Linked DNA regions of Homo sapiens: region 1 is linked to region 2. Evidence: chromatin loops called from intact Hi-C (ENCODE). Cell type or tissue: B cell. All regions are shown on one strand.

Evidence for each region. A loop is a pair of places that touch in the nucleus more often than their neighbours do. Peaks named below come from ENCODE experiments on the same cell type or tissue, not always from the same donor. Only the 100,000 strongest peaks of a DNase experiment are listed, where the experiment ranks them.
Region 1: a loop joins it to region 2, with 31 times the contacts of the local background. A loop is called at or near these places in 8 of 110 quality-filtered maps.

The regions. Positions count from the first base shown.
Region 1 is chrX:48,894,454-48,902,453 of GRCh38, forward strand. TIMM17B (translocase of inner mitochondrial membrane 17B) reads right to left here and starts at 3,315. Exons shown (of 6, transcript NM_001395498.1): 1 at 3,271-3,315; 2 at 2,306-2,405; 3 at 585-648. The coding sequence starts at 3,296. It overlaps PQBP1 (polyglutamine binding protein 1), which reads left to right and starts at 3,477. Exons shown (of 7, transcript NM_001032382.2): 1 at 3,477-3,629; 2 at 4,039-4,123; 3 at 6,737-6,848; 4 at 7,477-7,589; 5 at 7,780-8,000. The coding sequence starts at 4,057. RefSeq lists enhancers at 2,831-2,980, 3,011-3,210, 3,501-3,870, 3,921-4,140. In B cell, no CTCF peak of the experiment used is centred here; DNase peaks (open chromatin) are centred at 2,838, 3,438 and 3,558; H3K4me3 peaks cover 2,201 bases; H3K27ac peaks cover 3,121 bases.
Region 2 is chrX:48,734,298-48,742,297 of GRCh38, forward strand. No RefSeq gene overlaps it. Among named protein-coding and RNA genes, the nearest start is that of GLOD5, 23 kb to the right of the region's middle. RefSeq lists enhancers at 2,805-2,934, 3,125-3,384, 3,435-3,484. In B cell, no CTCF peak of the experiment used is centred here; a DNase peak (open chromatin) is centred at 3,024; H3K4me3 peaks cover 1,523 bases; H3K27ac peaks cover 1,001 bases.

The sequences.
Region 1 (8,000 bases), 160 kb after region 2:
TGACAAATGTTTACAAGCAGATTTATCTTCATATGGCTTTTAACAGAGCAACTTTGAGCTTCATAATCACCACACAGAGTTGGAATTCTGATTTGGGTTTCAGTGAGAAGGAAATAGGTTAGGAAACCCAGTTAATATGATAGTTAAAATGTTTACTGAGGGCTTACTGTGTGCCAGGACCTGTTCGAGGTGCTCTGTTATTTAACTTCTGCAATTTTAAATTAGTTAATGTTATTAAAGTGTTTAGCATAGCAACCAGCACTTAGTAGTATGTAAATTACATAAACTATAAAACTACCGATGAAGTGGTTACTGTTATCACCACCCCCACGGTACAAGTGAGGTTCAGAGAGGTTAAGCCACTAGCCCAAGGTCACATGGCAGGGAACAGTCAGGACCTAGATTTAAACTCCAGAACCCACTTTCTTCCCCTCCATATTCAATTGTTGGGAAACATCACCCCCCTAGAAAGTCTCTGGCAGGGGCTAGAATCTGAACCCCTAACTTGCAGCCTAGACCCAAAGGATCAACCACTCCCACCTTTGCCAAGACATCTCCTATATCTATCTCCCCAAGTCCCTCACCTCCAATCTGGGGGGCTCGGATCCTCACAGCATTGGCACTACCTCTCAACCGGTGCCGAATTCCCTGGGGAAAGGAAGGAAGGGCGTTAGGGCAGGGCTGAAGCCACTGGCAGACACGTTTCCAACTTTTAAGAGAGGGAAGAAGATGGGAGACCTGTTAGAGGTATGAGCTGTAGAGATGTGGAGAAGTGGCCAAGAACTAGTGGCCTGGAGAGCGCCCCAACATGGGTGTTCTCAGAGCTAGGTTGAGAAGTGCTAATTCATTCATACATTTGTTCATTCATTCATTCAGTGAATGATTAACAAGTACCTACTATATGTGCCAAGCACCATGCCATATGCAGGGATACAGCCATGAACAAGGTAGGTCTGCTCTCTGCCCTCTCAGAGCTCACATTAACGGTGGGAGACACAGATCTTGAGCAAGAGTAGATAAACAAGGGAGCTTCAGACAGCAATCTGCACTGTAGAGGAAATGCCATGAAGAAATATGACTGGGGCTGAGGGGTCAGGAAAGGCCTCTTGAAGGAGGGGGAATCTGTGCTGAGACCTTGAGGATGACAAACTTGGGCAAAGATCCAGGGAGGAGAGTTCCAGGAGTCTAGGGGAGGGACGGGGCTACATATATAAATTGCAGAGACCTTGGCTAATAGATGGCATTTAAAGTCATGGCATTTGCGATCTTCTGGGAGGGGAGGTGGTCAGAGAAAAAGAATTATGTTAAAAGAATTCTCTCAACTTCAAGGCTGTCTTCCGTCTGCCAATTAAATTCCTGTCATTTTCCTCTATCCGGGTTTCTGAGCCAGAATCTGCCTCTAGGTAAAATGCGCAGTGGCTAACACCTGTAATCCCAGCACTTTGGGAGGCTGAGGTGGGTGGATCACTTGAGTTCAGGAATTAGAGACCAGCCTAAGCAACACGTTGAAACCCCGTCTCTACAAATAAATAAATACATACATAAATAATTAGCCGGGCATGGTGGCGCAGTCCTGTGGTCCCAGCTACTTGGGAGGCTGAGGTGGGAGGATCACTTGAGCCTGGGAGGCGGAGGCTGTAGTGACCCATGATCAGGCCACTGCACGCCAGCCTGGGCAACAGGGCAAGATGCTGTCTCAAAAAAAAAAAAAAAAAAAAAAACATGGCCAGGCACAGTGGCACACGCCTGTAATCCCAGCACTTTGGGAGGCCGAGGTAGGTGGATCACCTGAGGTCCAGAGTTCAAGGCCAGCCTGGCCAACATAGTGAAACCCCATTTCTACTAAAATTACAAAAATTCGTCAGGTCTGGTGGCACATGCCTGTAGTCCCAGCTACTTGGGAGGCTGAGACAGGAGAATTGCCTGAACCCAGGAGGCAGAGGTTGCAGTGAGCCAAGAGCGTGCCACTGCACTCTAGCCTGGGCAACAGAGCAAGACTGTCTCAAAAAAAAAAAAAACTGTCTGGCTTTGCACATACATTTAAAATTTGGTGATGACTCTTTGAACGACACAGCATTTCCACAGAGGAGCTCCAGTTGGGTGGGGTGGAGGGTGGAAGACAGAGGCCATGTTTGCAATCCCTACAAAATCCCAGATACAGGAGCCAGGCTCGGCACATAGTAGGTGAGTGGGCACCAGAATGAATAAGTGCACGTGACTGGCAGCTCCAAGCAGTTTTCAGAGCAGCCTCCCTTGTGGGCAAGATAGCTAACCCCACACCAACCCAGGGAAGGCCTGGACTCACAACAGGGGCATTGCGGAAACCCTTGATGGCCTGGAAGACTCCGCCACCGATGACACCCATAGTGAAGGCTCCACCGCAATCATCCACAATTCGCCATGGGCTGCAAGCAGGAAGGGAAGGACGGGGTTAATGTGAGCCCTCCCCCAGGTCCTGTCACACGAACTCTTTTCTAACTGGGAGAAACCAAGTCACCAGAATGGGAAGTTCCTAAGTAGGAACAAACACTTCAGATAATAATGAGCTAGTTCTGTCACGCTTTTTCCACACACCCCCCCATTAAAGCGAGAAATGGGGCAAAGGGGGAGAAATATTAGTCTTCGCCCTGTCTACCAACCAAGGAATCAGCCAACGGTTTTACTGTGATCAAAGATTAAATGAATTGGCACACGCAGAGTTGACGTTTCAATAAGCGACATAGGCGTGTTAACTAGCCAAGACAGACTGTCAGCAAAGCAGGACCGCGTCGCACCCCTTCTCCGACGGTGAGCCCGTCCAACCATGCCCCGCCCCTTTTCAATCCGGCACAACTGGGAAAAACCAAGAGCGACCGCGGGAAGCATCCACCGTCCCCGCCGGCCCTCAACAGGTTCATCCGTGCCCCGCCCCCCACTGACAAAGGCGACCTGGGAAAAACCACTGGCGGCAACTCTGGGGATTTCCGGTCAACACCGTACCACCCCTAGCCGGGATGGATCGTCCAGCGTGTCTTTTTTCGTTAACAGGGCTAGGAGATTACGAAGTCAGGAGAAACATGGCGTGGTTCGGCCTTCGCCGCACCTTCTCTGGTTGTGGCCCCTCATAACGGAGCCCGAATGACAGGAACCGAGTGGGGGTAGCGGGAGATACGTTAAGAGTCCCCCGAGTCTGGTACATGGCTCTGTGCGGCCGATGCCTCCCCCGCCCGACCCCCACGGCTGGCCTTGGCGTCGCAGCAATATTCCGGATGCCTGTGCCCATTGCCGTACCAGGGCTCCCGAGCGTACTCCTCCATGGCGCTGGCGTCTGGCCGCGCAGTCAGGCCACGCCCCCAGCGTAGACGCACACCGGCGTCGGAGCTTTCCGCCTATTACCGGGCAGCGATTGGGTCGCTATACCGCATGTCACGCCAAGGACGCACTCTCATTGGCCAATCGAGTTTCTGCCATTTGTTCATTGCCTCCTGAGCGTAGTCCAGTTACTTTCAGGCTCGGGGAGTGAAGGCCTCGTTGAGAGAAGGTCTCATTCGGTGTTTTGGGAAGAGAGTCGTGTGGGCCCAGGTATCGTAGCGGCGACACGAGAGAGACGGGCGGTGTGACAGCCTTCCACTACCTGCACGAGTGTATTGGTAACGTTGGGGTGGGTGCACTCTTTTGGAGCTGGAGGAAGTGCTGCCCTCTGCTCCCCCATCCCAGCGCTTTGGTTTCTCCCACCCGGCAGTCATGGGGACGCTGGATGAGCCCATTTCTGAAGTGCGGAGGGGCCGGGCTTCTTAGGCTGTGGGCGGAGCCTGGGCCTGGGAGAGGAACAGGGCCCTGGAGCACCTGGTTTCGGGGACAGTAGGGTTGGTGGGAGTTGCGATGATATTGCCACCTACCTCTTACATCTTTTAGTGCGTATGTTCTGTCCACCCAGCTACTGGTTCATTTGAGTAGATCGGAGTCAGATGAGTACATGTTTACGGGAGGCGCTTGGTTACGGGATCCAGATAGGAATCTTTATCTGAGCTGCTTGTCAGTTTGTTCGTCTGTCCCTAGGTCTGTCTGCTATCAGCTATGCCGCTGCCCGTTGCGCTGCAGACCCGCTTGGCCAAGAGAGGCATCCTCAAACATCTGGAGCCTGGTGAGACAGCTAAAAGCAGATGGTCCTAACACGTGCCAGCCTCGACAGGCACTTTTGTTGTTGATACTGACGCTTGATACCTAGCATGGGCCAACTGTGCACCAAGCAATGGGGTGGCAGGCATTTTTCGTTGTTAACAATGTGGATTCCTGACATCCATCCCTACCGCGTGTCAAGTGGAGGGGGTTGGGGGAATAGATATTTCATTCTTTTTTTTTTTTTTTTTTTTTTTTTTTTTTTTTTTTTTTGAGGCAGAGTCTTATTGTGCACCCAGGCTGGAGTGCAGTGGCGCGATCTCGGCTCACTAAAACCTCCGCCTTCCAGGTTCAAGCGATTCTCCTGCCTTAACTTCCCGAGTAGTTGGGACTACAGGCACGCCCCGCCCCACCACACCTGGCAATTTTTTTTTTTTTTTTTTTGAGACAGAGTCTCGGTCTGTCGCCCAGGCTGGAGTGCTGTGGCGTGATCTCGTCTCACTGCAACCTCCGCCTCCCGGGCTCAAGCGATTTTCCTGTCTCAGCCTCCCAAGTAGCTGGGATTACAGGCACGTGATACCACACCCGGCTGATTTTTGCATTTTTAGTAGAGACGGGTTTCACCATGTTGGCTAGGCTGGCCTCTAACTCCTGACCTCAGGTGATCCACCCCCCACCCTTGGCTTTCCAAAGGGTTGGGATTACAGGCATAAGCCACTGTGCCCGGCAGATATTTCATTCTTAACAATACTGACTGGCTGGGCGTGGCGGCTCAAGCTGGCATTCCCAGCACTTTAGGAGGCTGAGGCGGGTAGATTGCTTGAGTTTAGGGATTAAGAGATTAGCCTGAGCAACATGGCAAAACCCCGTCTTTACAAAAAATACAAAAATTAATCGTGTGTTGTGGTGCATGCCTGTAGTCCCAGCTACTTGGGAGGCTGAGGTGAGAGGATCTCTTGAGCCTAGGATGTCAAGGGTGCAGTGAGCCGAGATTGTGCCACTGCACTCCAGCCTGGCCGACACATGGAGACCCTGTCTGAAAAAAATCCAAAAAAAACAACAAAATAATACTGACCACCTAATGCCTATTTGGGGCCTACTGTATGCCAAGTTAAATCCCATGGATTACTCTATGGGGGTGATGACATAGTATCTAATAGGAAGTACTGCTAACCTCTACTGCTGTCTCCTGTGTGCCAAGCGTAGTTGCAGTGAGGATCTATCATTTAGGCCTACTGTGCTCTGGCTGCAAATCACACCTTATTATCAGTAATACTAAAAACTGGCATCTATTTGGGGCTATAGTGTGCCAGGCACTGGAAAATATATCTTCTCCTTATTGATAACTGACATCTATTACAAGCCTACTGTGTGCAAGGTATAGACCTTGTGGTTAATAAAATTGTCAATGATCCCAGGCCGGGCAGGGTGCCTCATGCCTGTAATCTCAGCGCTTTGGGAGGCGGAGGTGGACGGATCACGAGGTCAGGAGATCGAGACCATTCTGGCTAACAGGGTGAAACCCCATCTCTAATAAAAATACAAAAAACTTAGCCGGGCGTGGTGCCAGATGCCTGTAGTCCCAGCTACTCGGGAGGCTGAGGCAGGAGAATGGTGTGAACCCGGAAGGCGGAGCTTGCAGTGAGCCGAGATCATGCCACTGCACTCCAGCCTGGGCAACAGAGAAAGACTCCATCTCAAAAAAATAAAACTGGCAATGATCATTGATTTACTTTTTTTTTTTTTTTTTTTTTTTTTTTTTGAGAGAGTCTCGCTCTGTCACCTAGGCTGGAGTGCAGTGGTGCAGTCTTGGCCCACTGCAACCTCTGCCTCCCGGGTTCAAGCGATTCTCCTGCCTCAGCCTCCCGAGTAGCTAGGACCACAGGCGTGCTCCACTGTGCCTGGCTAATTTTTGTATTTTTTAGTAGAGATGGGGTTTCACCATGTTGGCCAGGCTGGATTTTCTTTTAAGCCTATTGAATGACCTGTGCCTATGGTATATATATTATTTATTATTTGTTTAGAGACAGGGTCTCACTCTGTTGCCCAGGCTGGAGTGCAGTGGCACGATAATAGCTCACTGCAAGCTCAAAGTCCTGGGCTCAAATGAGCCTCCTGCCTCAGCCTCCTGAGTAGTTGGGACTACAGACGTGTGCCACTGTGCCCAGCTAATTTTTTTTTTTTGTAGAGACAGGGGTCTCACTATGTTGACCAGGCTAGTCTCACAGACGGGTTTTCACCATCTTGGCCAGGCTGGTCTTGAACTCCTGACCTCGTGATCCACCCACTTTGGCCTCCTAAAGTGCTGGGATTACAGGCATGAGCCATCACGCCTGGCCAAGATGAGTAAATTTTTTGATGAATCCCTATCAACTCTGAAACCAGATAGCTTTGGCTAACAGTAGAACTCATCATCTGAACCCAGACACAGATTTAGGTAACCTTTTTTTGTAAACCTCCTAATATAGAGAGTTGGATTTGGAATGTGAAAGATACTTCATATTCTTCCCGGCACACACACACACGTGTCTTTTATGTGTGGCTTGTGTGAATGTGAGTGCGTGTCTCTAGGCTCTACATGTAGGATGAGGTCCCCTGGTCCTTATCTGCTCTCCTCATCCCCACCTTGTTCTACCAGAACCAGAGGAAGAGATCATTGCCGAGGACTATGACGATGATCCTGTGGACTACGAGGCCACCAGGTTGGAGGGCCTACCACCAAGCTGGTACAAGGTGTTCGACCCTTCCTGGTGAGCCTGGGTGAGGGGGAGCTAACTTCTGGCTTCACCCTTCCTGTGCTGACCTTGGTTGTGAGGTTTAGGGGGACACAAGGGAGGGAGCCTCGGGTGGAGGGTGTTGGCATTAGGTATCTGCAGGACTCAAGTTGCTGCCTGCTGGGGCCTGGCTCCTCTGGGGTTGGAAGACTGTCTTTTCTCTCTTTTTTGAAACGGAGTTTCACTCTTGTAGCCCGGGCTGGAGTGCAATGGTGTGATCTCGGCTTATGGCAACCTCCGCCTCGTGGGTTCAAGCGATTCTCCTGTCTCAGCCTCCCAGGTAGCTGGGATTACAGGTGCACACCACCACACCCAGCTAATTTTTGTATTTTTTGTAGAGATGGGGTTTCATCATATTGGTCAGGCTGGTCCCGAACTCCTGACCTCAGGTGATCCGCCTGCCTCGGCCTCCCAAAGTGCTGGGATTACAGGCATGAGCCACCACGCCCAGCTGACAGTGTTTTCTCTTCAGGAGAAGAGATTCTGGGGATCCTGCCTGTGGGGTCCTGACATGGGGCAGGTATAGGCAGAGACTGGGGAGACAAGAGTTGAGGATCCAAGGCAAGGACATCTGTGCTGACACTTCTTTCCTGCGGCCCCACAGCGGGCTCCCTTACTACTGGAATGCAGACACAGACCTTGTATCCTGGCTCTCCCCACATGACCCCAACTCCGTGGTTACCAAATCGGCCAAGAAGCTCAGAAGCAGTAATGCAGGTGAGTTGGCAGGTACAAGCGTGCCTTGAGTGATCTTAGCAGTTCTCACGGAGAGGCCAAGTAGAATGATAGTGGATCAGAGGGGCAGGTGAGACCAGGCGGGCCCAGCCTCAGGCAAGGGAGGTTGTTGAAGGCAGAGGCTGCTGGGTCCTGGGGTGGCAAGAGGTCACTTCAAGACTTGTGTCCCCAGATGCTGAAGAAAAGTTGGACCGGAGCCATGACAAGTCGGACAGGGGCCATGACAAGTCGGACCGCAGCCATGAGAAACTAGACAGGGGCCACGACAAGTCAGACCGGGGCCACGACAAGTCTGACAGGGATCGAGAGCGTGGCTATGACAAGGTAGACAGAGAGAGAGAGCGAGACAGGGAACGGGATCGGGACCGCGGGTATGACAAGGCAGACCGGGAA
Region 2 (8,000 bases):
AAAGAGACTACTAACAGGTCAAAGACATCATACTCTGGGACAAAGACTACCAAGATGACGAAAGACCTAGCATCTAAAAACATATACCAAATGTTCAGAGACATCACATCATGAGACACAAAACCCAAGAGAGCTCTGGGTCCAAAGAGCTCAGATATTTCACACCCTGGACACAAACCGGTGAACAACAGCTCATAAATAACCGTGTCATTCATTTCCTGATTTTAAAAATTGTACTAAGATTATATAAGTAAGCATTAGGAGAAAAAGAGTATATAAGAACTCTCTGCACTATTTTTATAATTTTTTTAAGTCTAAAATGCTTTTAAAATTTAAAAAATGTTAAAGGCTGGACGCAGTGGCTCACATCTGTAATCCCAGCACTTTCAGAGGCTGAGGTGGGTAGATCGCTTGAGCTCAGAAGTTGGAGACCGGCCTGGGCAATATGGTGAAACCCCTTCTCTACAAAAATACAAAAATTAGCCAAGGGTGGTGGTACACACCTGTATTCCCAGCTACTTGGGAGGCTGAGGTGGGAGGATTGCTTGAGCCCAGGAGGTCGATGCTGCAGTGAGCCATGATCACGCCAGTACACTCCAGCCTGGGTGACAAAGCAAGACCCTGTGTCCAAAAAATAAAATAAAATAAAAATTTTAACAAAAATGATCACAGGACGTAAAAGGGAATTTAGAAAACTTAAATAAGGCCAAGTGCAGTGGCTCATGCCTGTAATCCCAGCACTTTGGGAGGGTAAGACAGGAGTCCAGGAGTTCGTGACCAGCCTGGGCAACATGGTGAGACGTGGTCTTTACAAAAAATAAAAAAATTAGTGGAGTGTGGTGGCACATGCCTGTGGTCTCAGCTACTCAAGATCAGGAGGCTGAGGTGGGAGGACTGCTTGAGCCCAGGAGGTCGAGGCTGCAGTGAGCCATGTGCATGCCACTGTACTCAGCCTGGGCAACATAGTGAGACCCTGTCTCAAAACAAAACAAAACAAAACTTAGATACATCTTGCCAACAAGCACAGAAAACAATGTTAAGCCCTTCTAGCAGTCACAGAAATGCCAATAAAAGAAAAATGAAAATCAATTTTAAGAAAAAAAAAAAAAGGCTGAGTGTGGTGGCTCACATCTGTAATCCCAACACTTTGAGAGGCTGAGTCAGGAGTATCATTTGAGCCCAGGAGTTTGAGACCAGCCTAGGAAACAGAGGGAGACCCTGTCTCCACACGCAAAAAAAATTATTTTGGGACAGGGTCTTGCTCTGTTGCCCAGGCTGGAGTGCTGTGGTGAGATCACAGTTCACTGCAGCCTTGACCTCCTGAGTAGCTGGGGACAACAGACACGTGTCACCATACCCGGCTAATTTTTTTTTTTTTGTAGAGATAGGGTTTCACCATGTTGGCCAGGCTGGTCTCGAACTCCTGGGCTCAAGGGATCCACCCACTTTGGCCTCCCAAAGTGCTGGGATTACAGGTGTGAGCCACCGTGCCCAGCCTACAAGAAAAAAAAAAAATAGCCGGGCCAAGTGTGGTGGTACGCACCTGTGGTCCCAGCTACTCAGGAGGCTAAGGTGGGAGGATTGTTTGAGCCAGAGGTCGAGGCTGAAGTGAGCCATGATTGCACCACTGCACTCCAGCCTGGGCAACAGAGAGAGACCCTGCCCCTAAAAACATACAAAAAGGCCTGGGCAACATAGTAAAATCCCACCTCCACAAAAAATAAAGAAAGTTAGCCGGGTGTGGTGGCACGTGTCTGTAGTCCCAGCTACTCAGGAGGCTGAGGTGAGAGAATCACCTGAGATTGGCAAGTTGAGGCTGCAGTGAGCCGAGATCACACCACTGCACTCCAGCCTGGGTGACAGAGCAAGATCCTGTCTCAAAAATAAATAAATAAAAGTAAAGACACACAAAAAAAGAAAAGAAAAAAAAACTCTGCACATCCGGGGACAAAGATCCATAAACAGCTTAGAAACCTTGGGACATTCTGGACCAACGTAAACAGAAAAACAGAAAAGAAAAACAAAAAAAAACAAAAAAAAAAGAAAGAAAAAAGAAACCAACCCTGGGACAGAGACCCACAAAGATCTCAAACACCTAAACCTCTGAGACACAGATTTTCAAACAGCAAAGAGACTTCACAGTCTTTTTATAAGTCATACCCTGAACTGAGATTCCAAAACAAATCAGACTTCACATCCTGCACACAGTCCTCCAAACTGCAGAGTGTAATAACTACCCTATGATGAGCTGACTTGACTTGAGAATCACTTTCTTCCTACTACCTACCTACCTCACCAGCCAAACACCTCCCCTGTCTGATGTTTAAAATCCCATCATTTAAAAGCGTACTCTTTTAAGTCTTGCCCCCACCTTCCAAAATTCTCCTTGTAGTTGCCACAAGCTCTTCAGCATCCCAGAGCGTGAAACCATGCATCTCTCTTTTAATCACTTATAGCCCACCCCATCACACTCCTAGTCAGGCCTGGTCCTGAGGGAAGCCTCCAAATCACCCTCTTCTGGGAGATGGGGGCTGGCCTGGAGGAGGATCATGAGATCACCTTGAATCTTATCTGCTGGACTCAGACCTACAGGTAGCCTGAAAGACAAATGCCAGGGACCCTGAAGAATTTTTCTTAGTGCTGTTGTGAACGGTGAGTGGGTCCTGAAATCAATATAATGGGATGCAATAGGCATTGCTTAAAAAAAGAAAGAATAGGTAAAAGAAAATGGAAAAGATTACCCGACACACTCTGTGCCAGCCCTTGAGTACAAGCCAATAATGCCAGCTTCTTTTACAGGTGCACAAGTTGAACTTCCCAGACGGGATTCGAACCTACGATCTCCAGTAGCCAAAGCCCTGCCTCGGCAACCCTGAACGCCAACCCAGGAGCCAAAGCGCTTGCGCCGAAACAGCAGCCAATAGGAACGCGGAGCCGAAGGACCCGGCCTGTAGCCTCTTAGTGATTCCGGAAAACCTCGGTACCCTGGAAGAGCTTAGGTAGGCAGTCTCGCGGTGACCAATCAGAGCTCAGGGCAAGACTTTGTCCCGCCCTACGCAACTCGTCCAGGAAGCAATCGCCGCTCCGCGGCCTTCCTCCTCACCCCACCCCCGGAGTTGATTCGCATCTGTATAGCCAACCCGGCGGGAACGGATATATTAATAAAAGCTTGGTGGCGGCGGCTTCCAGACAGGTGGACGCTTTAGGCCGAAGATCGGGTCCGCCCGGCGCGGGGGTCGGTCCAGGCAGAGCCATTCTCTCCTCGGTCTAGGGTGGAGGCCGATCCACTCGCGGGATGAGGAGACCTTTCGTGTCTCCACTAGTACAATGGTATCTTCCGAAATACACGACCCCTCCCCTGTGGTACCTCCCATGACCGTAGTGGTATGGTCCTGGAGCTGCACAGTCTAGTCGTTAACCCTTCATTCCCACCGCTCACGCTCCCCTTGTGTGTGCGACAAGGACTCTTTCATGTCAGTGTCAAGTGAATCAATCTTCAGTTCACCGCAAAAGAACTAAATGGACTCTTTCATGCCTTCCTCCTGCCCACGTTCCAGCCCTGTCTCCCCCAACCGACGTCCCCCAGAGCACTGTCCCTGCCCCATACCCTGATGATTCGTTTGAGAGCAAAGGCCCAAGCGTCCAAACCCTTGCTGCAGAGCCACCGCCCATTAATGGGCATTCATTCCCGAGGCCACTGATGGAAGTCTGCCTTTGTGTGGCAGCATTTATCAAAATAAAAAGCAGACACCCCTCCTTACTGGAATGTCACCACCACGAAGGTAGGGAGGGATATGTGTATTTCTAGACCCCCCAAAGTCTCTGCCTGAAACTGCCCTGCACACAGTAGGTGCTCAAAAGGGGATTTGTTGAATAAATGACTCCTTTGGCGTGGCAGTTTCACTTTTAAGTATGTGTTCTAAGGAAATAATCATACATACGTGCACAGTCCTGTGTGCACAAGAATGGAAGGAGCAAACAACTAAGGGAGAAAACGGCAAATGCTTAAAGGCGATTATACCATAGAGTACCAGCTGGCTGTGAAACAGAATGAGACCTCATTACTGGAAACACCCAGATAGCTCAGGGAGTTCACATCATTGCACACAGAGCACAAAAGAGCTCAGAGATCTCACACCGTGGGATACAGAGTCCAAAACAGTTCAGGGAACTCACACTGAACACAGACCACAAAACAAAATTAGAGAACTCAATAATGGAACATATCTTAATAGATTCCCAGTCATTTCATAGGTCTCATCCTCGTCACAAAATCCTACAAACATTTCAGAGACCTCACCCTGGGACACAAAGGCCGAAACACCTCAGGGACGTTGCACGCTGGGAAAACAAATCCCAAACACCTTACATACCTCATATCCTGGACGCAGACTCCAAAACAGCTCGGAGACCTCACCACCTGGGATATAGATTAAATCTGGACAGAGACCACATACTCTTTTTGCAGGGTCTCACTCTGTCACCCAGGCTGGGGTGCAGTGGCGTGATCACAGCTCACCGCAACCTCCGCCTCCCCAGCTCAAGCAATCCTCCCACCTCAACCTCCCCAGTAGCTGGGACTACTGAAGCAGGCCACCACACCCGACTAATTTTTGTATTTTTTTCTAGAGACGGGGTTTCACCATGTTGCCCAGGCTGGTCTCGAATCCTAGGCTCAAGCAATCCACTGGCCTGGGCCTTCCAATGTACTGGGATTACAGGCGTGAGCCACCATGCCCACCATGAGACCACATAACTCCACGTAGACCACAAAACAATTCAGAGGCCTGGACACAAACAAAATGAAGGTGACCCACCTGTACTGCCTGGAGAGACCACCTAAAGGACATGCTGTTAATGGAGGCAAAGCAAGTGGGAAAAAATGCTCAAAGAATGGCCTCATAACCTGAGAACCAGCCCTGAAAAGTGTTCTGAGATCTTATACACAAACAGCTCAGAAATCACAGAAAATATATTCTTTTACCATAGTGGAATTAAACTAGAAATCAATAACAGAAATGTATCTGAAAAATCCAAAAATACTTGTAAATTAAACAAAACACTTTTTTTTCTGTTTTTGAGACAGAGTTTTTGCTCTGTTGCCCAGGCTGGAGTGCAGTGGCATGATCTCGGCTCACTGCAACCTCCGCCTCCTGGGTTCAAGCAATTCTCCTGCCTCAGCGTCCCCAGTAGCTGGGATTACAGGCGCCTGCCACCACGTCTGCCTAGTTTTTGTATTTTTAGTAGAGGCAAGGTTTCACCATGTTGGCCAGGCTGGTCTCAAACTCTTGACCTCAGGTGATCCACCTGCCTCAGCCTCCCAAAGTGCTAGGATTACAGGCATGAGCCACCCCACCCAGCCACAAAACACTTTAACCCATGAGCCAAAGAGAAAATCCAAAGGGAAATTAAAGATCTATTGTGAATTGAAAAAAATGAGAAAATACAACAAATCAAAATCTATGGGATACAGCTAGAGTAGTGATCAGAAGAAAATTGATGGCATTAAAATGCTTACATGAGAAAAGAAAGGTCTCAAATCAATTATCTGAATTTCCAATTTAGAAAAGTCTAAAAATTACACCTGAAGGAATAAAATAATAAAGATAAGGGCGGCCAGGCTGGGCGCTGTGGTGCACACCTGTAATCCCAGCACTTTGGGAGGCCAATGTGGGCGAATCACCAGAGGTCAGACATTGGAGACCAGCCTGGCCAACACGGTGAAAACCCGTCTCTACTAAAAATACAAAAAACTGACACCTATAATCTCAGCTACTCAGGAGGCTGAGGCAGGAGAATTGCTGGAACCTGGGAGGCAAAGGTTGCAGTGAAGCTGAGATCACGCCATTGCACTCCAGTCCGGACTCGACAACAGTGAGACTCCATCTCAAAAAAAAAAAAAATACAAAAATTTAGCCGGGTTTGGTGGCACATGCCTGTAGTCCCAGCTACTCGAGAGGCTGAGGCACGAGAATTGCTTGAGCCTGGGAGGCAGAGGTTGCAGTGAGCTAAGGTTGGGCCACTGCACTCCAGCCTGGGAGGCAGAGCAAGACTTCGTCTCAAAAAAAAAAAAAAAAAAGAAATTAGCCAGGTGTGGTGGCATGTGCCTGTAGCCTAGCTACCAGGGAGGCTGAGCAGTGGGGATCAGTTGAGCCTGGGAGGTGGAGGTTGCAGTGAACCAAGATCGTGTCACTGCACACCAGCCTGGGTGGCAGAGTCAGATCCTGTCTCAAAATCAATAAAAAATAAAAATATAAGAGCAGAAATCAATGAAATTGAAAGCAAAAACAATAGAGAAAATCAATGGAGGCCGGGCACCATGGCTCACACCTGTAATCCCAGCACTTTGGGACACCGAGGTGGGCAGATCACCTGAGGTCAGGAGTTCGAGACCAGCCTGGCCAACATGGTGAAACCCTATCTCTACTAAAAATATAAAAATAGCTGGGTGTGGTGGTGGGTGCCTGTAGTCCCAGCTACTCAGGAGGCTGAGGCAGGAGAACTGCTTGAACGCAGGAGACGGAGGTTGCAGTGAGCCAACACAGTGCCACTGCACTCCAGCCTGGGCAACAGAGTGAGACTCGAAAGGGGAAAGGGGAAGGGAAAATTAATGGAACCAAATGCCAGTTCTTGGAAAAAAACAATAAAATTCAAAGTCTCTAGCACCAAAAGCAGCACATTTTTCTCATAAGATCCAAATTTAATAAGAGTCTCTGCAAAAATTTTCTGTTCTTTCTGAAATCTCAACTGAAAGGGATTTTACTCGAAATAGCCTAATTAAAGGTCTTTTTCTTTTCAAAAAAAATTATTTATTTATTTAGAGACAGGATCGTGCTCTGTTGCCCAGGCTGGAGTGCAACAGCGTGATCATGGCTCACTGCAGCGTCAACCTCCTGCACTCAAGCAATTCTCCCACCTCAGCCTCCCAAGTAGCTGGGAATAAAGGTGTGCACCACCACACCCGGCTAATTTTTTGTAATTTTGGAGAGACAGGGTTTCACTACGGTAACCAGGCTGGTCTGGAACTCCTGAGCTCAAGTGATCCCGCCTCGGCCTCCCAGAATGCTGGGATTACAGGTGTGAGCCACTGCGCCTGGCCAAAAATTTATTATTTTATCAGTTTCTTTGGCGTGAGTTGAGGAAATCGTATGTCCTTTATACTTAACTAGACTGTATTGGTTTGTATCTGACTTTCTACTATTTTTGATATTGAATGAACCATTGGATAGTACTCAAAGAGCTTCAAAAGGACTTTTTTCTCGTTAACATATGTCTACTGTTCAGAAAATTTATCACGAAATTTATACCTACATTTTAGCAGTTGGAGAGTTAAATAAACACAAAAAACAGATTCTAGCAACCCCAAGAACTGAAAAGATTGAATTTGATCATCTCACAGTGCTCTGTTACACGTCGTTATGCATAAACAAATCCTAAGAACTCGTGAATTTACCACAAATTGTACTGGATATTCAATGCAAATAAAGCCAATTTTGTGCTTACTTGTGAGGGAGAGCTGTACTTGTCAGACGATATATTCCGGAACAAAGCCAGACCTTTGGGAAAGTTTTGGGAAGCCAGGTCTTCAGTGATGGGCACACATTGAGAAGCGGGAGGCTGGAGAGGCAGGCCATGGGGCTTTCTAGCATGTTCCTCTACTCACGGCAGTAAGGCTGCTATCGAGGTGCAACTTTAAAATGGCGGCGACAGGAAGGATTGCTCGCTGATTGGCTGTTGTGTAGAAGGGTGGGGCTGTCACTGATTGGCTGACTTTGGCTGACTTTCATGGGGTCCATTGCTAATTGGCTGAGTTTCAGGACTGAGCGTATCACCTAGTGATAATTGAGTATACTTCCTGATTTGCTTGTCCCTTCTCTTAGTGTACATGGAGGGATGGAATTTCTGGGTCACCAGGGATGCATATCTTTAAATTTTCCTAAATAATTTCAAATGCGGCCGGATGCGGTGGCTCACACCTGTAATCCCAGCAGTTTGGTAAG